Linked DNA regions of Mus musculus: regions 2 and 3 are each linked to region 1. The links are chromatin loops, found by intact Hi-C in ENCODE. Cell type or tissue: left cerebral cortex. All regions are shown on one strand.

The links. Peaks named below come from ENCODE experiments on the same cell type or tissue, not always from the same donor. Only the 100,000 strongest peaks of a DNase experiment are listed, where the experiment ranks them.
Region 2: a loop joins it to region 1, with 11 times the contacts of the local background. A loop is called at or near these places in 38 of 42 quality-filtered maps.
Region 3: it touches region 1 in a loop (6-fold over the local background); 8 of 42 quality-filtered maps call a loop at or near these places.

Annotation. Positions count from the first base shown.
Region 1 is chr12:81,784,622-81,792,621 of GRCm38, reverse strand. Gm46366 (a long non-coding RNA gene) reads left to right here and starts at 1,532. Exons shown (of 3, transcript XR_001780649.2): 1 at 1,532-1,780. Gm30706 (a long non-coding RNA gene) reads left to right here. Exons shown (of 7, transcript XR_001780652.1): 7 at 1-192. In left cerebral cortex, CTCF peaks have their summits at 3,742 and 5,161 (motif pointing right); a DNase peak (open chromatin) is centred at 3,764.
Region 2 is chr12:81,616,141-81,624,140 of GRCm38, reverse strand. No RefSeq gene overlaps it. Among named protein-coding and RNA genes, the nearest start is that of Ttc9, 11 kb to the left of the region's middle. In left cerebral cortex, a CTCF peak has its summit at 4,594 (motif pointing left); DNase peaks (open chromatin) are centred at 4,598 and 6,986; H3K27ac peaks cover 1,262 bases.
Region 3 is chr12:81,732,299-81,740,298 of GRCm38, reverse strand. Map3k9 (mitogen-activated protein kinase kinase kinase 9) reads left to right here. Exons shown (of 11, transcript NM_001174107.1): 4 at 5,081-5,229; 5 at 6,044-6,219. Among named protein-coding and RNA genes, the nearest start is that of Map3k9, 45 kb to the left of the region's middle. In left cerebral cortex, a CTCF peak has its summit at 4,410 (motif pointing left); DNase peaks (open chromatin) are centred at 4,478 and 4,858; H3K27ac peaks cover 1,076 bases.

The DNA.
Region 1 (8,000 bases):
AGTAAACTGTCCCCTTTAAGTGACATTTTTCTTGTTCCATCCTGGCTTGGAAGATTTGGGCCTTGAAACCTGAAGGCAAATAAAACACATACTCTGGTCTGCCTCCTAAGAGTGGGTACAGGGTGTTAGGGGCAGGTACGATCACTAGTCAGGGAGCATGAGGTGGGTCAGATCTGACAGGTGGCCCAGCTTGTCCCCACACTGGCAGAATTTAGTTGCTGAGGACCCTAAGGTGGGAGGGGAGGGCTGGGTCCGGGGTGTGCTGTCCTGTAGGTTTGGGGGGCAGGGAAGGGTGGGTTCTGGGATTAAGGCTGGTCGGAAGGTGTGACACCACAGTTGGCTTCTAGTCTGGCTGGGTTTGGGTTAAAAGGCTGCAGAGCAATTCAGTCCCTCCCATTCGTGTGACGTTCTGAAAGGGGCCTCTGGAGTACACGGTGATTTTCACAGAGCTCAGCTATGGCAGGTCAAGCTGCTTTTGTCGAAACCCTAGGACGGGTCAGAGGTTGCTGAGTTCCCGTTCTGATCCTGTTCATACCACTCCTTTTCCTGAACTGCTCTGTGTCTTAGTCAGGGTTTGACTGCTGTGAACAGATGCCATGACCAAGGCAAGTCTTATAAGGACAACATTTAATTGGGGCTGGCTTACAGGTTCAGAGGCTCAGTCCATTATCATCATGGTAGGAAGCATGGCAGCATCAGGCAGGCATGGTGCAGGCAGAGCTGAGAGTTCTACATCTTCATCTGAAGGCTGCCAGGACAAGACTCACATCCAGGCATCTAGGACAAGGGTATTAAAAAGCCCACGACCATAGTGACACACCCACTCCAACAAGGCCACACCTGTTGGCATCAGGACCTCCCAAACCTATGACATCACATAGGCGACAGCGTGACCTGCAGACCTGTTGCCAACAGGCACCGTAGTCCCAGAATCCACTTGGCTCACCTACTACCTTTACCTGTGTTACATCATTTTCCATATAAATAAGGGGAACGCCCCTCCCCCCTCTCTTTCCCCCTTCTCTTTCTTTTCTGCCACCACTTTCCCCCACCCCCACCCCTCCCAATAAACCTCTCACATGTGAAACGGTTTGGGCCCAGTGTGCTGTGTAGAGACATGAGCAGCTATTTTAACACATCAACACCCACTCCAACAAGGCCACACCTCCAAATAGTGCCACTCCCTGGGCCAATCATATACAAACCATCACACTCTGTGTCCCACTTTTAATTGGAGTTAATAAAAGTACTTCCTACATAGAGTTTTGGTGATCAGAAAAGTATGTGACATGTTTGGTACCGGCCTGACACACCGACTGGGTGCCCTCCAGAAGGTGAATTTTTCTATCATTCCTCACCAACTCCAGCAATTTTTTTTTCACCAAGACAAAGGCAGTAGGTAATAGCAGATAAAGTAGGTGATATTTGATAAAGCTCAGCTTAAGACAGAATGAGCACTCTCAAAGGGTGCTCACTTGCAAACTTGTTTTTGCTGCTGTAACCAAACACTATAAGCTGAGTAATTTGTAAAGAATGAAGGCCGAGTCAGCTCGAGCTTCTGAAGACTGAGCAACTCATGGTAAGTGAGCCACATTGGTGACTTTCTGACTTGTGGAGACTGTGCAGTGTCCCAAGGACATCACATGGGGAAGACAGTCAATGTGTCAGAGAGGGCGGGCTGGTCTTTACAGCAAAGCCTCTCCCTTGGTGGCCCATCGATGTCTGAGTGAACTAACCTACCCTTCGTCTCCAAATGCCAGCTAGCGTGTCACTCAGAGGGGTAAGTCTTAACATCTGAATCGGTGGGAGTGGGGGTGGAATTAAAACTACTGCACATTCTACGTGGGAAAAGCATGAGTCAGGGTGGGTTCCCCATGGCCCCACGTATGCTTCTAAAGCATATAAACAAGACCTAGAAAAGCAGGTCAATTCCAGCAACTGGGTCCCAGAGCCCAAGCTTCTGAGTAGCACCTATTTATGAAGGGGTTTTCTGAACTGAAGACACTGCTAGAATGCTGGTTGTTATTAGACTAGTGGGGGCTGAGAGGAGAGTGGCTTTGTCTTTTCAGACTAACTGAGGGGATGTAACTGCTGCCTGGTCCTCAGTAAGCTGGAGTTCACTGTGCTACCCTGGGTAATACACTAGGAGAGAGGACATTACACAAGTGGAAGCTATGGGCCTGACCTGGACATCAACAAAATGCAAAGGCAGAAGGAACAAGGGTCTTCAGGTCCGTACCTCTCCACCCTTAGTGAAACATAAGCCACAGGATCTATCCAGATGTCCAGGTGACAGAAAGCATCCTGAGAGGCCAGCCAGTGTTAGGAGATTCATGTCTGGGTAGTTTAAATAAGAACGGTCCCCGTAGACTCATATATTTGAATACTTGGTCTTCAGTTGGTGAAACTGTTTGGGAAGGACTAGGATGTGTGCCCTTTTGGAGCAGGTGTGTCACTGGGGTTGATGCTTTGAGGCTTAAAAGCCCAGGCCATTCCCAGATGGCATTCTCTCTCTCTCTCTCTCTCTCTCTCTCTCTCTCTCTCTCTGCCACATGCTGTGGATGTAAACTCTCAGCGACTGCTCCAGTGCCATGCCTGCCAGCAGCCATACCCCTTGCCACGATGGTCATGGACTCTGACCCTCTGAAACTGTGAGCCACACATAAATGCTTTCTTTTAGAAGTTGCCTTGGTCCTGGTGTCTTATCAGAGCAATAGAAAAGTAACTAAGATGAGTTTTAAGTCTTTCTGCCGAGAGAGGCAGAGACATTTAAAATCACTTCATTAGGGAGAAGGATGGAAAAGCACACACTAACATGCAAAGTTTTTTATTATTTGAGTCAGAAAATGTTCTAATCAGTATTGTGCCCATGGTAGCCAGTGTCTTCCCTGACTGCAGTGTTATGATTCATCAGTCCTTGCCTGAACTCCAGACCTACATAATCAACTACCTATCTGACATGCTCAGTTCTCTGGGGTCTGTATTAACGTTGCTTTGTCAAGAGGACTTTTATGGTCCCCCTGAAAGGTAATATGTTATGTTTTCCATCCCCACATTTTTGCTGCTTTTCACATACTCTCTCTAACACTTGTATGTCTCCCTTTGGAACATTGTAGGCTCTCCTCTGATGAGTTTTATGAATTGTTTGTGGTGTATGTGTGTGCGCGCGCGCATGTGACCCTTTTATTCGCTATTGTTAAAAACAAGTGCTTTTGTATCCACTGTATTCATGTGTATAAATATCTGGTAAGTGAATGAATGAGTACCATAAAAAATGAGAGACCTGGACCCAGCATGACAGGCAGTCGCCACCAAGCCAGAGGACTTGCACTGGGTCCCTGGAACCCACACAGTGGAGAGAGCTGACTCTTGCAGGATGTCCCCTGACCTCCACATGGGTGCCAGCACACATATAATAAATAGAAACAAAACTGGGAAGACTCGGCTAATTCCATGACAGGCTTCAAATCGGCAGTTCAGGAGAAGAGGCTTAAATCTCTGTTTCCAAGAACTGGGCAAGTCCAGGCAAGTCCAGGCCTCAGAAGTTGCTCTAAAGGTCCCTCCAGGCATACCCGAGTTAAGCTGAAAATCTGGGAGCAGTTGCCATAAAGGTGAAGTTTTGGTTCAAGCTCCGACAGTGTTTATTGCCTGTCTAGAACTTGATTTCTAACAAACCGAAAGGGTGCCACCTAGTGACTGCCAAGGTTACTGGTAGAACTTCAAATTGTAAAACCAGAAAACAAAAACCCCAGAGAGGTGCCATATCCTGTAACGCCACACGGCGGCGCTGTTGTCCACTGCTGTGGCTATCATGGTCTTGCTGTGCCAGGTCCGTTATGAAACAGCTGTGGCCACCCTAAAATGCGTACAGAGACAAGTGTGAGACTTGCTGATTCATCAGATTGTATTGGTTTGTTAAATAGCAAATAAAAAAAATCTTTAAAGTAATGTTGCAACCCTAAATCTCATAACCAAACAGTAAGTTGATGTTTAAAACTTGCCCTACACCCTACAAAACATCATGATTTAGAATCAAGGTAGGAAAAGCTGAAAACTCCAAGGAAGTTCTGTCAGTATCAAGTGATCAATGATACATCATGTTAAATTAGCCCACACATCTCTGCACACAACCAAGCGCGTTTGTTCCCTCTATGAGGCATGAGGTTTAGGTAAAGGGCTGGAATGGAGAGATGGCTCAGCGGTTAAGAGCACTGAGTGCTCTTCCAGAGGTCGTGAGTTCAAATCCCAGCAACCACATGGTGGCTCACAACCATCTGTAATAGGATCCGGTGCCCTCTTCTGGTGTGTCTGAAGACAGCTACAGGCTACTCAATTACATACATGTAATAAATGAATAAAATTTTAAAAGAAAAGTTCCAGGGCCATTTGTTCTCCTGTGAGACTGACTGATCAGTTAAAAAAAAACAAATAAAAAGATTGTGAAGACGTACATGACACCCAGTGAGCCTGCAGTCAGTAGTGGCTTTTGCCCACGATTTTATATTACTGCCATAGTGTTATTTATTGCTGATTTAATATTATTAGTGTCATTCTTAACTGGGCTGTTTTTCTTTCTCCACCTCTTCTCGAGCTGACAATGCTTTCTTTCAGTATATACAGACAACACTAAAAGTGATTTTGTGGCGCTTTATTCTACGTATACAAGTGTTACATGGTTATTTTAGCTATATGGAAAATTTGTAAAATTTTAAAAGTTAATTCAGAAATCTAAGGTTTTGTTACTACACATGTGGTCTTACACAGTATTTCTTCACTAGTCTTTAGTGATCATATTGTGCACATTGCCATGTCTTTTAAGTGGTTTATAATAATTAATAATATATTATTCCTTTTGGTGATAGTCTCTCTTTTCAAAGAGGGAAGGAAGGAAGGAAGGAAGGAAGGAAGGAAGGAAGGAAGGAAGGCAAGCAAACATTTATTTATTTGGGTTTCTATGTGCAACCCTTCCTGTCCTAGAACTTCTATGTAGACCTGGCTGGCCTTAAGCTCAGAGATCCAGCTGCCTCTGCCTTGTGAGTGAAGAGGTTAAAGGCGTGTGCCACTATGCCCAACATCTTTAAATTTTATTAGTGTTTAAGATTATGTAAGGGATATGATATATACAAGAGTGCAGTGCCTGCCATGTCCAGAAGAGGGCGTAAGAGCCGGAGTTACAGGCAGTCGCGAGTCTATGAGTCTTCCGGTGTAGGTTCTGGGACCCCGACTGGTTTTCTTTAACAGCAGATTAGCAGCCGCCTTAACCTCTGAGCTCCCTCGTCAGCCCCCATCTCTTTTAAATATTCAATTGACAAAAACGTCTATACTTAGGATGAGCAACATACGCTGCGCTTTGTAGAATTTGAGGACGGGGTAAATCGGATTAGCACATGTGTATTCTGCCACACACACACTTGCCACTGGTGAGAACATAACACAGTCAGCCATTTCAAGTATACAGTGTATTGTTATTAAGTAATATTCACCCGGCTTTATAGTAGATTGCCCGCTCTTTTGTGACAGAAACCGGACGTGCTCTGACCAGCCTCTCCCTGACTCTCCATGCTGTTTCACGAACGGAACTGAGTCCACATGGAATGAGATCATGGAGGTCTGTGTGTTTCAGAGTCCAACTTGCTTTTCTACTTAGAAAAGCTGCACATTTCAACGTAGAAACTACTAAATAAGGCAGGCCGAGGAAAACGGTCGCTTCCAACCCCCTTCTCTAGATGTCATTCGCAATCAGAAGGCAGCTGCAGTTCACTATCATTTTTTTTTTAAATTTTGTGATTATTTCTCCAGGCATTACATCTTCATTCTGATTAATTATGGGGTGTCTTCTGCACTGGGTCCTCCCTCCATTGGATTGAATCTATTTAACTGAAGGGCCTACATGAAGTTCTACCAAACCAAGTATTTCATTTCATAGAGAGCTATCCCAGGGGCTGGCTCCGTCATGAATCTGGACAGAGCATGCATTCGGTTTGATGACCACTCCCTGATAAAGGCTCTGATCGTTGGTAAGAAGGGGTTCTGGGCGGGAGAAGCGGCAAGTGAGCCCACTCTTGCAATCAGTTCCCTTTCTTTTCTTTTTTTTCTTTAAAGATTTATTTATTTTATGTATGCCCCTACACTGTTGCTGTCTTCAGACACAACAGAAGAGGGCATCAGATCCCATTACAGAGGGTTGTGAACCAGCACATGGATCCTGGGAATTGAACTCAGGATCTCTGGAAGAACAGTCAGTGCTTTTAACCACTTAGCCAATCTTTCCCTTTCCTAGACAAAGGTTTTTGGGGAAGAGAAAGGAGAAGAAAAGAAGGGAGATTTGTTACCAGTTGGAGATTCAAAGAGCATTAATTCTCAGCAGACAAAACAGAACACACTATCAACCTCAATGAGATCTCTGAGCACTGTCCCGAGACCCCTGCTTTGTCTACAGGAGCTGTTCTCAACCCTTTAGAGGGTCAGCCCTTTCACAGGAGTCACCTAAGACCATAGGAAAACACAAATACTTACATTATGATTCACAACGGTAGCAAAATTGCAGTTAAAAGTAGCAACAAAAACAATTAATTTTATGGTTGGGGTCAGCACAGCATGAGGAACTATTAAGGTTGCAGCATTAGGAAGGTTGAAAGCCGCTAATACAGAAATCCTATTTTATACACCTGCCAGTGAACAAAAGTGGGGGAGGTGCCTCACAGGACTCATTCCTGTTCAGCCAAGAGTCTGAGCCTGGGCCTGCATGACCCCAAACTTCTGTCCCATAACCCTGCTGTACTCTCTCTCAAAACATGTGCTTTAAGTCACACTCAGGACAAGTCATTTCTGAATTCAGAGCTAGGAACTCCTTCCCTCACGTGAGGGCACAGGGGGAGTGTTGTGGGCTGTGTAATGGATGGTCAATGTCGGCTTGAGGGATTTAAGCATCAAGATGCTCATTCAAAAACATTCTCCCAGCTGGGCGTGGTGGCACACGCCTTTAATCCCAGCACTTGGGAGGCAGAGGCAGGTGGATTTCTGAGTTCGAGGCCAGCCTGGTCTACAGAGTGAGTTCCAGGACAGCCAGGACTGCACAGAGAAACCTGGTCTCGGAAAAAACAACCAACCAAACAAACAAACAAACAAATAAATAAACAAAAAAAACGTTCTCCCAGCACACAGTGCTGGTGGGAATGTAAATTGGCCCAGCCCCCTATGGTAATCAGCATGGAAGCTTCTCACAGAACGGAGAGCAGAGCTGCTAATGCAAGCAGCTTGTACATCCTGTCTGTTGTAGCATTATTCGTCACAGTCAATTACCAATCAATTGTCATGTCCACCAAAAGGGGGACAGATAAACAAAGTGTGGGATATGCACACAGCAGAGTCCAATTTAACCATACACAGAACCAGGTCATTTTCAGGGCTGGTGAGATGGCTCAGTAGGTAAAGGCATCAGCTATGCAAATTCATGAACTGAGTTCGATTCCTGGAACCTGCATGAAGGTGAACAAAGAGAGCGGACTTCATAAAATTATCCTCTGACTTCCACGTGTGACTGCGAGCACACACACACACACACACACACACAGGACTTGAAGGCAGAAGGACGATTGGGAAAGACAAGAGGGGAGGGAAGAGTAAAGAGAGGGTGGGGTGACAGATATGGTCAAAGGTACATGGTATCCTTGAAAACAGAAGCCAAAGCCCACGAAGCCCATCACTATGTACAATGGGTATTTGCCAATTAAAGTAAGATGTCCCCAAAAAGACCTAGGGGGAAGGTGACAGTCACTTAGTAAACTGAATTTTAGGATCAATGGTGATAATTAGGTGCTGGATTCTGCACTAAGTATAAACCATACATCCTGTCCCTTAGTCTAGGAGGCCGGAGAAATCGTATTATTCTTTTCACAGGAGGGATCTAGGATACAGGGATTTAACTTGCCAATAAGCATCAATTAGAATTCGAATGCAATCCCTTGTTCCCTTATTGGCCTTCCTCTAACCTCCCCCCT
Region 2 (8,000 bases), 170 kb after region 1:
GCCATATACACCCATGGGCTTCTTAGGAAAGCAAACCAATGGGCATGTAAGTCAGTTTGAGTCGTCACTTCCAGTGCAAAAATGCAGGTTCACCGACTGTCCTGGATGTGGTAGGATCCCTTGCACTTGGAGCAGGCTCCAGAGCTGTATCAGACACTTGTCCTGTTGCTGTGGCAAAATGCCTGAAGAGGGCAACTTGAGAGAGGAAGAAAGAGTTTCTTTTGGCTCACAGTTTGAGGCTAGCATCCAACATGGCAAGGAAGGCTCAGCGGCAGGAGGATAAGATGGCTGTTCACATTGTATCCTCAGTCAGGAAGCAGAGAGGGATGAAGCTGGTGATAATCTCCCCTTCTTTTTAATGCAGGACCCTGCCCCATGGAATGGTGCCGCCCACTGTTAGGGTGCTGCCCACTGTTAGGGTAGGCCTTCCCAATCTCAGTTAACCCAATATAGAGAGGAGTTTCTACTCGTCGTAGGCACGCCCAGAGGTTTGTCTCCTAGGTGATCCTAGACCCTGTTAAGTTAACAATCAGTACTGGCCATCACAAAAGGCTGTGTCACTCCCCACCCTCCAGTGCCCATACTGACCCCTGCTCCACCAGCTCCATTTCCCTCTTGGTTGATGGAGGGCTTAGCAAAGGGGAGGCACCAATGTGATCTTGGATGATAGGGATGAGAGAGATTGACTAATTTTCCCCTGTCCTCCCTGCTTGGGCCCAGGGATTTACATTCCATTTCTACTACAGTTAAGATTGGCCACTCCCTCCTCCTTGGATCCATGCCTCAGCCACTCTGAAAATTTTGTGGATTTTCTCTCTCTCTTTCCCTCCAGCTATATTCTTTCTCCCACCAGTCTCCATGAGAAGGCAACTCTGGGTTCTGTAGCCAATGCCTACATTCAGTCTCCTTACTTCAATCCCGCTCAAGTGGACTCTAGAGTTAGATTTTCCCACGTAATGGCCCTGCTATAAAAACTATTTTAGGGGCTGGTGAGATGGCTCAGGGGTTAAGAGCACCGACTGCTCTTCCAAAGGTCCTGAGTTCAAATCCCAGCAACCATATGGTGGCTCACAACCATCCGTAACGAAATTGGATGCCTCTTCTGGAGTGTCTAAGACAGCTACAGTATACTTACATATAATAAATAAATAAATTAAAAAAAAAAGAATTGATGAACCCTCCCCCAATAAAAGATGATTCCTACAAAAATAAATAAATAAATAAAGCAAAATTTAAAAAAAAAAAAAACTATTTTAAGGTTTTGTGACTTCCAGGGGACTTCTAATGACTTGTGCTGCAGGATCAGGTGGAGTTAATCTGTAATGGTGAATATCAGACTAGTGTAGCACTAATTGGAACTTTTTATTCTCAAATCCTCTGTTAGGCCTAATCTGTTGTTTGCCTGTCAGTTCAGTGTGTGTAGGGTTTTGGGGTTTTTTTGTTTGTTTGTTTGTTTTTTGGTTTTTTTTTTTTTGTCTTTTCATTTTTTACAACAATATGTGAAACTCTGACAGCATGGTTAATAGCTCCCAGGAGCATCTTTAACATTTTGTAGCTTTTTTTGAAACACACACACACACACACACACACACTTATTTCTTTTCCCTACAGAGTACTAAAAGGCTAGAGCTTTACATACAATAGAATTGCCCCCAAAGTAGACTATCATGACTTTGAAGCAACCCCACAGCTTCTGTAGGAGTTTTTTTATTTAGATGGTTCTGGCTAAACTATTTTGCATTCTGTGTGTGTTTAGCAATGTGGGAGATCTCACATATGCTGCACAGGTGTTCGCCACTGAACTACATCCCCAGCCCTAAGGTCCTTGTAAGGGGTTACAGGTTGCCTTCTGACTGGGCCTGACATTATCCCAAGGCTCTGCTGGAGGAGATCCTGCCCCAAGCTTACACACCCCACCCCCATCATGAGCAGCAGATCTGTGTTTCCCTTCCACTCGCCATTGGGGAATGGCCTCACTATGGGTTCTTCGGTGTCTTGGTTTCTTCTCCTGTTCTATGACACAGTGCCTGCCTTAGTTAGGGTTTTATTGCTGTAAAGGGACATCATGACCACACAACCCTTGTAAAGGAAAGCATTTAATTGGGTCTGGCTTACAGGTTTAGAGGTTTGGTCCATTATCATCATGACGAGAAACACGATGGCACGCAGCTGGACATGGTGTTGGATAAGAAGCAGAGAGTTCTATGTCCAGATCCGCAGGCATTAGGAAGAGAGAGACACTGGGTCTAGCTTGAACATTTGAAACCTCAAAGCCCACCAGTGACACACTTCTTCCAATAAGGCCACATCTATTTCAACAAGGCCACACCTCCTTATAGCTCCACCCCCTATGAACCTGTGAAGGTTGGGTAGTGGGGTGGGGGCATTTTCACTCAGACCACCACTGTGCCTCAACAAAAGTAATTCAAGAAAGAATTTATTTGGCTCACAATTCCATTTTGTGGTCCATATGTCACTGTGACCTAGGTTAGCCTGGAACTCACATGGCTCCAGCCTCTACTTCCCCAACGCTGGGATTAAAACCAGGAGCAATCATACCAGGTTCTAGATTGGCTTTGATTTTGATAGGTTGAACTGTTCCTATTCCATGATTAAATCCCATTTGGTTGTGATGCTGTGGGATGCAGAGTGCTACCGTTTTGTTGGGAAATTTGGCATGATTCTTCATCCACAGTATTGGGTGTGGTCTTCTGCTAAGGTCTTAGGGTAATGCTAACGCGGTAGAATGATCTAAAGTTTCCCCTAATTTTCAGAAGACTGCTCATTCTTTAACTGCACATTGGGGTTCTTTAGTGAAGCCACCTGGTCTTGATCACTTCTTTCTCATTATTGGTCTCTTATGTTCTTATTGATTGGAGATTTAGCGTTAATACAGTGCATGGTTCCAGGGATTGGCCAGTTTCTCTAGTTATCTATTTTGTTGCTGTGTCATTGTGGATAGCATTAAATGCTTCTTCATTTCGGTGGCATTTATGGTAGAGTGACACAAACAATGGAAGGCAGGAGTTCTTTGGCTCTCAGTTTCAGGGCTCTCAGTCTGTGGTCCTTCATCCCCTGGCTCTGGTCTATGTCAGACAGCATGCATAGCAGGAGGAGCATGGTGGAAGGGCCACTCACAGGAAGCAGAAAAAGAGGAGGTACACTCGCGTTCTAGAACCTACATGTGTTCTAAATGAGTGTTTCTGCAGGTGACATGTTTTGACTTTCTCCTTTCCTTTTGTTTACATTTTATAGATATTTTCTTTTTGTTCTTATTATTGCATAAAACAAACTAATAGCACTCAGCCTTCCGTTGACAACAGCGTAGCTTCAGCTGCATTTTAGACTACACTCGTATAACTCTATCTTCTTCCCATGTTACTGATGTCTCAAATTACATCTTGAATTATGTATACATAATACAAACATATACATAATACATACACTGTACACTTATTACCATAGCATTCTCTTTTGTCCTTAGTAACCTATATACAATAATCACCTTTCCCATCCCATCTCTCTTGCAGTGCTAGAGATGGAGCCAGGGCCTTCTCTGTGCGAGGCAGGTGATTCCCACAGTGTTACGGTCTCTGCTCCCTCCCTGAGAAGCTGGGGCTAGTGGTGTGCACCATCACACACACCTTGCTTACTGGGCTGTTTCCTCCTCCTCTTCTGTTTTGGGTTTTCAAGACTGAGTTTCTCTGTTTAGCCCTGGCTGTTCTGAAACGCACGCTGTAGACCAGGCTGACCTTAAATTCACAGAGATCCACCTGCCTCTGCCTCCTGAATGCTGGGATTAGAGATCCCACCCTCCAGCCCTTCATTTTTTCTTTGTGCTCCAGTAACCTGACCACTTTGGATGGTCTGTCCTTCCATTTTCCCAGTATTTCTGGAGTAACTATACAACTTCCCTTTTGATAGTTTACATCTCTTGGTTGTTACTTTCATTTTACTTATGTATAATTTAAATTTTTCATTCATTTGATTTTTTTTTTCTCTTTTGGCTCTTTTGTTTTTGTTAGTTTGTTTGTTAGACAGTGTATTGCCATGAAACTCAGGCAGGTCTTGAATTCATCACAAAGCCCAGGCTGGTCTTGAACTTGAAGTCTACCTGACTCGCCATCAGAGAACTTGGATCACAATATTTTAGTTCATTATACATCTTTATGACACGATGTTTTACTTTTTTGTTTTTTCGAGACAGGGTTTCTCTGTGTAGCCCTGGCTGTCCTGGAACTCACTCTGTAGACCAGGCTGGCTTCGAACTCAGAAATCTGCCTGCCTCTGCCTCCCAAGTGGTGGGATTAAAGGTGTGCGCCACACGCGCTCGGCAATGTTTTACTTTTTTTATCGGGCAATTCATAAATATTTTTGTGGAATCGGTTTCTAGAGAAAATTTAAAAACTCTTTTGATTTAGCTGTATTTTCCTATAACTATGCATGTCTTATACATTTTCGGCCTGTATTTGGACATTTGGAAAGCAGCGGTGTGTTCCAGTCTTTAGTTTGATGTACCAGAAGACTTTCAGTGAGCTGTGAAGGTGCAAGGATTTCTCAAAGCTTTTCTGTTCTTTTGCTCCCTCTGGTGTTGGTCTGGAGAACTGCAGCTCTGATCTGAGACTCACCTTTGTTTTCAGTGGCTAGGTTCTGGCGGGTCTTGCAATGCACAAGGCACTTGGAGGCGGATGTGACCTCAACCAGGCTCTTGGACAGCCTCCAGATAAACTAGGACACCGAGTGCATGGGCTGCCTTCTTGTTTCCATGTTGCAGAGCCTTTATGGGAAGAATCCTTCCCAATTGCTTAGCACTGCACCACATAGAGGGGCAGATGTACCAGCAGGATGTGACTAACTGCCAAGCTACCACCTCTTTGGTGGAAGAATCCCTTCTCGGTTTTATGGTGACTGGGGCAGAATGGGTGTAGCTTCTCAGCCTGCCTCTAGTGTCCTCACTGGGGTTTTATTCAGTGTTTCTATGAGGAAAGGAAGACATGCAGTGTACCAACATATCAATCACTTGCTGACACCACTGTACTTCCTAAAGTCAGTCCCTTCAGAGTTGAAGGCCTGACAGGTACAATGTGACATGAGACTGGAGCTGGCAAGCCCAGGCAGAGATGATGCCTGTCAGACTCCATGAGAGAGACTCTGCCTCACAGCAAACTGTGATTACAAATGTTTGGATCACATGGATCATTTTTGATGTCCTGAGATGACAGTGGGGTGTAGTCTCCTAATCCCGGTACTCTGGAAGGACAGATTTTATTTGCCTTCTCTTAAATCCAGTATCTCTTGACATCTGCCAACGCACATCTGGACTCCCACAGACTCTGCCACGGCCGCTACGCCGTGGCCTGCCAAGTCCATTATCCATTATTTATCTCCTTTGCCTATATTCAGCTGCAACCCAGCCCTGTTTAGACTGCTGAGGTTTTGTCTGTAAAGTCAGCACTGCAGAGCGTACCTGAGAGGGAGAAGTTTGGGTTTGAGGATGGGAAGGACAGAGACAAGGAACCGGGATGAATACACATGAACCAGACTCTTGGGAATGTAAAATAGTTGACTTGGTTCTGTCACTCTGTCTCTGGCCACACATTTTCATACCTCATGGTCTGAAGTAGAATTTATTCATTGCTATCTTCTTCCTGCCCCTCTTTCCTTATCCTCTCCTTCCTATCTTCCTTTGCTTCCTATTTTCCAGTAAGTAATTCCCACGGGAGCTGACACGTTTGTCCTATCTTCACCGAGCACTGATAGTGTTGCCAGGTAAAGGTCTTGCTCTGTTTTGAACTGGTTGTTACTTAAAGTATAGTGTTATTCAGCCCAGCTTAGTGTGGAGAAGAGAAGGCCCAGAGCAGAGTTTGGACTCTGAATTGGTGGTTCTCAGCCTTCCTGAAGCTGCGACCCTTTACTCCTGTCCCTCATGTTGTGCTGACCTCCAACCATAAAACCATTTTCACTGCTGCTTCATAAGTGCAGTTTTGCTACGAATTATCTGTGCTTTCCAATGATCTTAGGCGATGACCCCTGTGAAAGGGCCATTCAAGACTCCAAGGAAGTCACCACCCACAGGTTGAGAACCTCTGCTCTGAATGAATATGTTAAGTCCTCAGTTCCAAGTTGTTGTGAGAACTGAGGCTTACAAGACAGGGGTAGTCTCCTGCTAGTGTGGAGACCCATTGAGTGGGTCATGTGCTTAGGATAGATTAAAATGTCTTCATCTTCCCTAAGATGAAGGTCCAGTTATTGTATTGTTTCTAAGAGCCAAAAGAAAGGACAAATAAGATATTGCCTGAAGCACTGAAGCCCCTGTGAAAATCACCTCGCTTCTCAGCGACTCACTAGATTGTTCAGGGGGAGCCAAGATTCAGCCCATCCCCTGCAGCTCCAGGGCTGAAAACAAGCTTGTCTGTCTGAGTGTGGCCCGACCCCAGCCTACAGCTGCTCGTATTTATTTATTTACCTTCTCTCTCCACCTGCTACGGATGTTGAGCGTAAACAAGAAATTTGTTAGATGTTAAAATTTTCCAAAATTAAATATCCTAATGACAAATGCTGCATAAGCATATAAAATTGTGTGTACGGATGGTATATGTGTGGGGTGGGGGTGGGGGTGCACTGCACAAGCGCATTTGTGGAGGCCAGAAGTGTCAGGTGTCCTTTTCAAGCACCCTCCATTCTGCTTGCTGAGGAAGGGCCTCTCACTGAATCGGGGCTCAATGATTCTCCTAGTTTGGCCAGGATCCTGTCTCCATATCCTGGATGGCTGGGATTCCAGGTGGGTCACCCAAACAAACATCTACACGCATCTACTGCCTGAGATGGGGCACTAAGACATACCAAGGGAGGGTTCCCTACAAGGCAAGCTTAGGGAACCGGTGAGTTTATTGCGATTACTCACAGGAAGCATAGCTGACTCCGGCAGCTGCATTACTGAAAAAACCTGCCCCAGTATGGGTGATGACTCAGGAAACCTGCAGCTCTGGCGCTCCTTCCCCAAATTGCAGGCAGCGCAGCCAGTCAGAAAGTCTACTGCAGGCAGCTCAGCTGGGAGGAGAGTCTCTTTTCTCAGCAACTGTTCACTGCTTGCTTATATAACCTATCTGAGGGATGGAAAGGAGAGATGGACAGAGGGACCGAGGGGGCAGGAAAGTGGGGGTGCTAAGTCAAACCATCCTCCAGACAACAGATTTATTAACACTGCAGCTAGTGGTACAGAAGTAGTCATTTTCACTCCTAGCACACAAAACAAGGGTCTAATCTTAAAGGCTTTTGAGGGCAGGGAAAGCCCTGCATCCCAGCATCGCAAGAAAGCTGACTTAGTTAATCTGTGATCTATGCTTTGTGCCTGTCTGACAAGGGTCACACCCTCTGTGTTGGGGAGTGGGCCTTGGTTAATGTGTAACCCCTGGTAGCAAGGGGATGGATGTGTTCCCACTCTGCTTAGGGCCTAGGTACTTAGAAAAATGAAGTTCTCAAAACCTTAAGAGAAGGGGCTAGTGAATTTTCTAAGTTTTAGTTTTCTGAGACTGATAAGTTTCATACACTTCCTGAGTCTTGTGAAGGGATTGTTTCAACTAGGATAAAATGGCTACACAGCACCTCAAGACTCCACCTCTTAATACTATCCTGTTGTTGATTAAATTCGACAGAAGACTTTGGAAGGCATCTTAAGACGACAGCATTGTGTGACCTTCCAAACCCTTTTCACAAACAGAATGCATTCGGTCCATCCCAAAAGCCACCAACCTGCAACTCACTCAGCACCAGCTCAGAAATCCAAAGCCTAGAGTCTCATCTAAATTGGCTCTAGGAAACCCCAAGGTGGGATTCATTCTGAGCCAGACTACACTCCAGCTCTGAACATGTGAAAACAAACAAGTTATCTACTCCCTAAATGTGACAGTGTGACAGGACAGGGTAAACCCTTCCAATCCAAGAGGGAGAAAAAAGGAAGACAGACTAATGGATCCCAAGCAGGTCCCAAACCGAACAAG
Region 3 (8,000 bases), 52 kb after region 1:
GTTGTACCACACACTAGTGAGGCTAATGCCAATTAGGCCTTGTTTGATGTATTAATTCACCTGGTATCACAAGGAGGCCAATTGATGGGGACACTTACCAAAAGAACTGTATTTCTGCTTCAAGGAGTAGTCGAGGCAGCCCAAGCTGGCAGGATGGCTTTGCCCATGAGACTCAGGTTCTTCAAGGTCCCTCCCTGTCCTTGTCCCAGTGCTTTAACGTGAGCTGCGGTGAGTTCTGCATTACAGTCTGCAGGAAAGGAGACCAGGCCTCTTCAAGCCCACACGCTGGCCTTGGCTTTGGAGACAGTCTGCACGTTTACACAGCTCCTCTGTCCACTTGCTTATTGTCCACTTGGCCCTGAAGAGACACCAAATGTGACTTTAGCTACTGTGTGTCCAACTAAAATTCTCTCGGAGAAAGTGATTGGAAGAGATACCCCTGCCGCACCCCTCAGTCACAGCCATTGGGAGCTCTTGGTTCCTTTACCTCTCCTCAGAGGATGGCATGTTTACTGTCCTGTCTCGCTTCTCTCAGGTTCTGTTCTTTGCTTCTGCGGTGATAGGATGTGTCCAGACCTTACCAGCTTCCATGCCTGTTCTTAGTAGGAAGGGATGTGAACACCTAATTTAGGGCACTGCAGGGGCTTTTCTTCAGTGGGGGAATAGACAAAACTCTTTCAACTTTTACCCTGTTACTGAATACCCTATTACAAGTGTAAGGTTAGTGTTTTGTTTTAAAATCACAGCTATTAAAAACTATTTGTAGGAGCTGTAGTGAGAGGCAGCTGATGAAATCTCTCAGTTCCCTAACAGGGAGAGCTTATTGTTAGAGTCTACCAGTGTCTTAGTGAGGGTCACTATTGCTGATGACATACCATGACCAAAGCAACTTGGGGAGGAAAGGGTTTATTTGGCTTAAATTCCCACATCACTGTTCATCACTGAAGGAAGTCAGGACAGGAACTCAAACAGGGCAGGAACCTGGAGGCAGGAGCTGATGCAGAGGACATGGGGGGGGGGGTGCTGCTTCCTGGCCTGGCTTGCTCAGTCTGCTTTCTTAAAGAACCCAGGACCACCCACTCAAGGATGGCACTACCCACGATGGGCTGGGCCCCCCTGTCAGTCACTAATTAAGAAATGTCCTACAGCTTACTTACGGCTGGATCTCATGGAGGCATTGTGTCAGTTCAGGCTCCCTCCTCTCAAATGACTCTAGCTTGTGTCAAGTTGACACAAAACTGTCCAGCACAGTTAGTGACTCTCTAGCTTCGATTGTTCCCTGGGAGGCTGGAGAGAGACGCTCAGTGACTAAGAGTACATATTGCTTTTGTGGAGGACCCAACTTTAGTTTGCAGCATCAACACTGGGCAACTTACAACTGCCAGGAACTCTAACTGGGTCCGATGCTGCCCTGCGCCTCCCCCTGTAGTTAAACAGATTAATTATAAATCCTTTTAAATAATAAAATTGTTCCTAGGATGTAAGCCCCTTGTCCCTAGTTGGTTGGTGACTGCTTGGAAACGTACTGTGCCTGCCTGTCCCAGCATTCTTAGCTCCTTGCTGTGAGAGTTTCTTAAAGACGTGGCTTACTAACTCCTTTATATGGGGTTCACCCAGCTCCATTAAAGCATACTTTGGTTCCAGAAGATCTCTCATCTTTCCTGGAGGGAAATACCCATTCATGACTATTAGTACAACACTTCTACACTGGGAACCCACAGACAGCTTTGCTCCTGTGCTTTGGGGAGCCTCTTTTCGAAGGATTGGCTCACCACAGCTCAGACCCAGCAGGGCTTCCAGAGAGGGCAGACACCTGACTAGGGGCTTGCAGAAGGCTGGCCCTAAGCTGGTCTGTTATTCCTTTACAACACTAAGTGCCAATTATTGAACCTTTACCGTGTGCCATGCACAGGCCTCGGTCCTCCTCTTCCTCTCCTTTCTCCTCTTCCTCCTCTTCTTCTTCCTCCTCCTCAACTCTTAAGCCTCAGGTGGAGTGATCACAGATGGACCAGCAAGTCCCGTGTGGCCCAGCTTCCCTCACTGATGCTCTGAAGCTAGAGCCCTGACTCCTCCCTCTTGCAGGTGGCCTGAGACATCTTCATGGGCCTAGTGGGAAACCATTAGAGAAGGGATGCCAGGACAGAAACAGAGCACTACTTAGGGCTGAGATCATCATTGCCTAGATGGAGGACAGGGTCTGTGGGACCACTAGGTTTTGTTACCCGTATAGAAATGGGCATTGTACAGAAGGCAGTTGACTGAGGATGGGAGCGGCTCTAACCCAGGAGTCTGGCTAGGGGTGCCGAGGGCTCTTTGAGTTGCTTGGTAAAAACTTCCAAGTGTGACTGCTGTCTAGGTAGGTCACAATCAAGGTCTGGTAGAAGTACAGTTTCTCTTTATTTCCCAGCCTGTCCTGTTCCTCCTTCATCCACACTTTCCCTGCTGGGCGTGGAAGCCAAAGCCACAGCCTGCATATGCTAGGCAGATGCTTTACCACGGACCCACATCCTCAATCTAGTAGTGTAATTCTTGGCAGTGTTCAGGGATGACGGGAGCACGCTCAGTGTAGCCTATGGGAGCATCTGACTGCGCGTGCACTCACTCCCACAGTGGCCAACCACTCACGTGCCTTTTTCCTGTGAGTTTCAGGCATGAGTGCTGTAGTTACATCCTTTCCACCCCTCTCCCCCCCACACCCCTCCCCCCCAAGCCCCTCCCACTCCCTCTCAAATTTATGACCTCCTTTAAAATGATTACTGTCTTATACACACTGCCTACTGCGTTCATTAGCGTTGCTAATACGTACACGTGCTTAGGACTGACCACTGGGACTGGAGAACCGACCTGGGGACTCAGAGCTGAAGAAAACCAGTTTTCCCTCCTTCGGCAGACACTGGCTGCAGCTCTTCGTCCAGGAGTGGGGCCCAGAAGGTCCTCGTCTACTTAGGCACAGCAACTGGTGTCATTGTGCACGTCTTGTTTAGGCAACCGTCTTGTTGGGACTTCACAGGGGTGGCTTCCCAGCCGTGTCTAGAACACACTGTCTAATAGGGGTTCCTCATCCTTTGACTTAAAACGTTTCTGTCTCCTTCTTCACAGTTCCCTCTAAGTCTTAGGTGCAGGGCTGTATGGGATGCACGTGGGGCTGGACCTTCCACAGTTGCTACTCTGCATTTTGACCAGATCTCTGTAATAGTCTCCATCTGTTGCAAAAACAAGATTCTTTGATGAAAGGTGAGCGCTGCAGTCATCCGTCTCTGGACACCTATTAACCTGAGCAAGAAGCCCTGAGAATGTGAGGATTAAAAGCCATATTACTCTGATTCCCCCTCTTCAGAATCCAGCAACCACAGTGCATGGCAGTCAAGGCTCAGGAGGCCCTGGCAGGGTTACCAGCTATCAGTGTTCTCACCAGCTACCAGCTAATTTCTAGCTCCTAGAGAGATAAAACAAGTCCTAAAGCTGGCGTGCCCTCTCACGATTCATAAAGAAAGTGACGGCATCTAGATGCCTTAAGAGAGTAAAGCCAGGATGGCTGGATTACCCCCAGGGGCCATCTGTAGGCCCCCACGCCCAGTGCCCTGGCACATAGGCTGGTGCATTGTTTGCAGGCGTGCAGGGCGATTAGGAGTGTACTTGAGAGCAGGCTGCTCACTCGTCTGTGTGTGCTGGCCCTTAGGCTCTGAGCTCCAATTCCTCTTTCCCATAGTGGTCAGGAATTAACTCAAAGACCACTGGCTTTCCCACTCTGGTCTGCTTAGGGTTCTTTGTGCTCTAATACGTCTGTCGTGGCTCATTCTGTAGCCTAGTCTTGTCTTTTCTGTGTCTCTCACTAATTTCTGTGTGGAAGATCTGTCCTTTACCCTGTTTTCCAGTGTCTGGAGCTTGGGGTTTATATAGACCACCAAACCCATCCAAGTCTTCACTTCCTGTACTTGCCAAGACTTGCTCACACTTGCCTGCATCCTCGTGTGGATTCGGGATGATGGAAAGTGCTGTACTCCCTGCACATTCAAAGTATCCTGAAAGGGTCTGGGTGTGGTGATAAGGCCCTTGTAGCTGGACACTGCTGAGGGTGTTACAATAAGTTTGAGGTCTTTGTGGCAAGACCCTCTTCCTTCTGGATGATTGGAGCTTGTGTTTTCTTGGCCTAACTTATTCCTGGAAGGACAGAGTGCTGTGTGGTCGTTCCTGGTTTTGATTGCAGACCCATAGACTAATTCTTCATTAGGCTTTGTGCTTCATGTTCCCTGTCTCGGAGGACATGAAGAATTGTTTTTATGAACCTGGTAGGTAGGGACACAGAAGTTCTCAGAGCTTGTGTGCTGTTCTTCTCTGCTGACGTAGTCTGCCCTGTGGAACTTCCCCCACAGAGCTAGACAGAGGCCTCTGTGAAAGTCCCACTTGTGCCATCTAGAGTCAGACATTTATTTAACCTAGCAGACACTTAAATCTTTTGCAGGAGTGAAATCCATGTTGAGTGGTGCTCACTGATTTTTCTAAAGCCAAAAAAAAAAATGTATCTGTGACAAAAGTAGTCTAGAAATAGATTCTATTTCGGAGAGTCTCTTCTACATGTTTATCTCATTCACAGTAGCAGTCAGTCATGGTGGTGCGTGCCTGGAATCCTAGCTCTGGGGAGGCGAAGACAGGGGGATTAGGAGGTTCAGGCCAAGGCTAAGCTACAGAGTGAGGCCTTGTTTTAAAACAATAAAGGTGCTGTGGCCACTGAGTGCTTATTTTCTCTCCTAAAGACTCATTGGATTTCATGACAACTTCTGAGACTAACGGTGTTGCTCTCTACAGAGGAGGGATTAGAGGCTCAGAGCAATGTAGCGATTTGCCCATGGATTCATATGCAAGGCATGATGGGGCAGGCGTGACACCAGATGTGCCTGGCTCCAGAGCCTTGCTTTTGCCTAGTAGGCGTTGCGGCTTCCCTTTATATCAATGTGTCTATTTCACTCGTTTTTCTATAGTTTGTAGGGATTGTGGGATGTCTGGAAAAACCTTAGTAGCTACTTTGGTGAGGAAGTGTCTGTTATTTCTTACAGACTTTCTGTCCTCTTTCTCTCTCCAGCTACGGTGTACTGCTTTGGGAGCTGTTGACTGGCGAGGTGCCCTTCCGGGGCATTGATGGCTTAGCAGTGGCTTACGGTGTGGCCATGAACAAACTCGCCCTTCCTATCCCCTCTACATGTCCAGAGCCTTTTGCCAAACTCATGGAAGGTAAGTAACTCCTGGGCCGAGGAAAGCTGGTGGCTGTTAACCTTTACCCAGCACTTGGAAGACGTGAGATCAGCTGCAGGAAGAGGAGATGAGTATTAGCCACCGGGGGAAGAGTTGAGAGAGCTGTTGGTAGACAGTGGCCACACCCTGCTAAAGCAGGTTCCTTTTTGCAGTGACTATAGAAATTAGTAACTGAAACCTGCTATCTCACATTCCAGAATTGTCTTATGTATTACAAAATAAGCTACAGTGGCAGTTCTTCCCAGACCTGAGTGTCTTGTGTGTAGGACTGAAGGTTGTTTGGGGAGAAAGGGACTCTAACATCACCGAGTCGAAAACATGATTTTGTGAGAAATGCAAAGCTAGGCAAAGTGATGAAGGAAAGGGCCTACTGTGTGGTGGTAACTGGTAGGCTCACTCCTCCTGCCTCTCCCTGATGCTCTCCTCTTTGTCTTCTCCCATTGAGGTGTGGGGATGGTAGCTTGTGTTCATGTAGGAATTTGGGGCACAGTCACCCATGGTCCACTTGAACCGTACGTACATACGTCGTAAGCTGGTAGCAGTGGCAAGCATAGGAAATTTTGTTCTTATGCATGCTCAAGGGTGTACAGGGCAGTGTGTCTGACTTCTGGTTTCCCCTTTTCATGTTATCATGGTGGATGGTATGCTTTCCTGCGGGGGTTCCCTAAATTCAGGGCTCTATTTTCTAGGAGAAATTGAGGCTTTTTTTCTGATGAGGAGGGTATTCAGTACGAAATGAAGCTTCCGTTTGCCTCTGCCTACCCCACTCTTCCTCTTCTTATTTTCAATTCAGACTGCTGGAATCCCGACCCCCACTCGCGCCCATCTTTCACGAGTATCCTGGACCAGCTAACGACTATAGAGGAGTCCGGTTTCTTTGAGATGCCCAAGGACTCCTTCCACTGCCTGCAGGACGACTGGAAACATGAGATTCAGGAGATGTTTGACCAACTCAGGGCCAAAGAAAAGGTAGAGAGGAGGGGACGGCAGGCCTTGTCTTGGCAGGGATGCTTCACTGGAGCGTCTGGACTCAGGGTACCAACCACTGACACCAGTACCTTCTTGGGGTCTGCTTGATGGTCCACACCACAGGATAGGAACCTGAAACTGACATTTTCATGATTTTGTGGAAAGCGTTCTAAGCTCAGATCATCTGGCGATGCCAGCATCTCTTGGCTTGCTGGAGTCTGCTTTTGAGTTTGGTAGTCATTCCCCCAGTGGCCCTCCCTGTTTCTGTGGTATGACCCTAGCAATCAGTGTCCACACAGATGAAACCAATTATATACAGTTTTATGCCCTGCGATGTCTGGACAGAGCCAAATCTGGGGACCTGAGAGATGGACATATAGTCTTGGGGAGTTAATAGTGTGTGATAGCCAGGCATGGTGGCACATGCATGTACTCTCAGCCCTCAGAAGGCTGAGGGAGGAGGGTTGCAAGTTTGAGATCAGGGCTATAAAGTGATTTCAAGACTAGCTTGGGCTATAGTGTGAAACCCTGACTGAAAGAGTTAAATGAATGAGTAAATAGCAATATGATAATTGTTTCATTTTTTTGTTTCCACTTGAAAAGTGTAAGAAAGCCTTTTTGTCCTGTTGGTATGACAGCGGGGGGGGGGGGGGGGGGCGGCGGGGGAGAGGTTTGGGGGGGGGCAGTGTGATTGATTGTTCTTCTCTCACAGCTGAGGGCCAAGGGCGTCCACCTTCTTGGAGCTAGGAAGGGGGAAGTAGGACTGAGCCTGGGCCACTGGATTCTAAGCCCTTTTCCTCAATGCCTTTGTTGTCCCCTACACAAATGGTTTAAAAATAATTTCTGAATCTAATTAAGAGAGATTAGTCTCCTTTGGAGCACAGTGATCCTGAGCTGTTGGGAGGTCACTGACGGCCCGTAGTGACTGGGGTGGCAGAGTGGGGAGGCTGACAGTGGGTGGATCTCTGGGGGTCCCTCTGGGAGAACCATTGACCGTTGATATCATTCCATTACTGCTACTCTTCCACGGAGGACCTCCACCGTGGCTGGCTTTTGTCAAGATTGCTCAGTCACCAACTCCCGGCCACCGTTCTTTACAGTCATAATGCAATTTATAAATTACACAAGCCAGTAGGAAAAATGAAGATTGGATCTTGTCAATAAGTAGTTAGAGTCAACCCCCTTCCCCAGGTATAGTTTTGCTTTCTGTGGCTTGACTTAACCACTGTCAACCACAGTCTGAAAATATTAAATGAAACATTGAAGACGTGAACAGAGTCATGCTTTAAATGGCATGCTGTTCTAAGTATCGTGAGACTGTCTTGCTCTGTCCTTCCTAGGGACAGTCATTCTCCTCACACTGGCACATTACCCAAGCCACATAGTATTGATCTTGGGTTTCTCATCTGCTATTGTGATAAGGCAACTTTGTGTTTAGGTAACCCTTATTTTATTTAATAAATATTCCAAAGGACAAGAGTAGTAATGCTGGTGACTTTAGTGCAATATATTGTTGTTGTTATTATTATTATCATTGTACTATACATATGAATATACTATATATTAATCTCTTGTAGCGCCTAACATAGATTCAATTTTATGGTGGAGGTATTTTAGAGGAAGACACATAATACACGCAGAGTTCAGAGGAATCCATGGTTTCAAACATTCCCTGTTGGTCTTGACGTACTGTACAAGGATAAGGAGGCACTGCTGTTGTAGGAAGAGTCAGCCTCTGTAGTTGTCGTCACAGAATGGCTGTGTTACACTTTCCTCTCAGA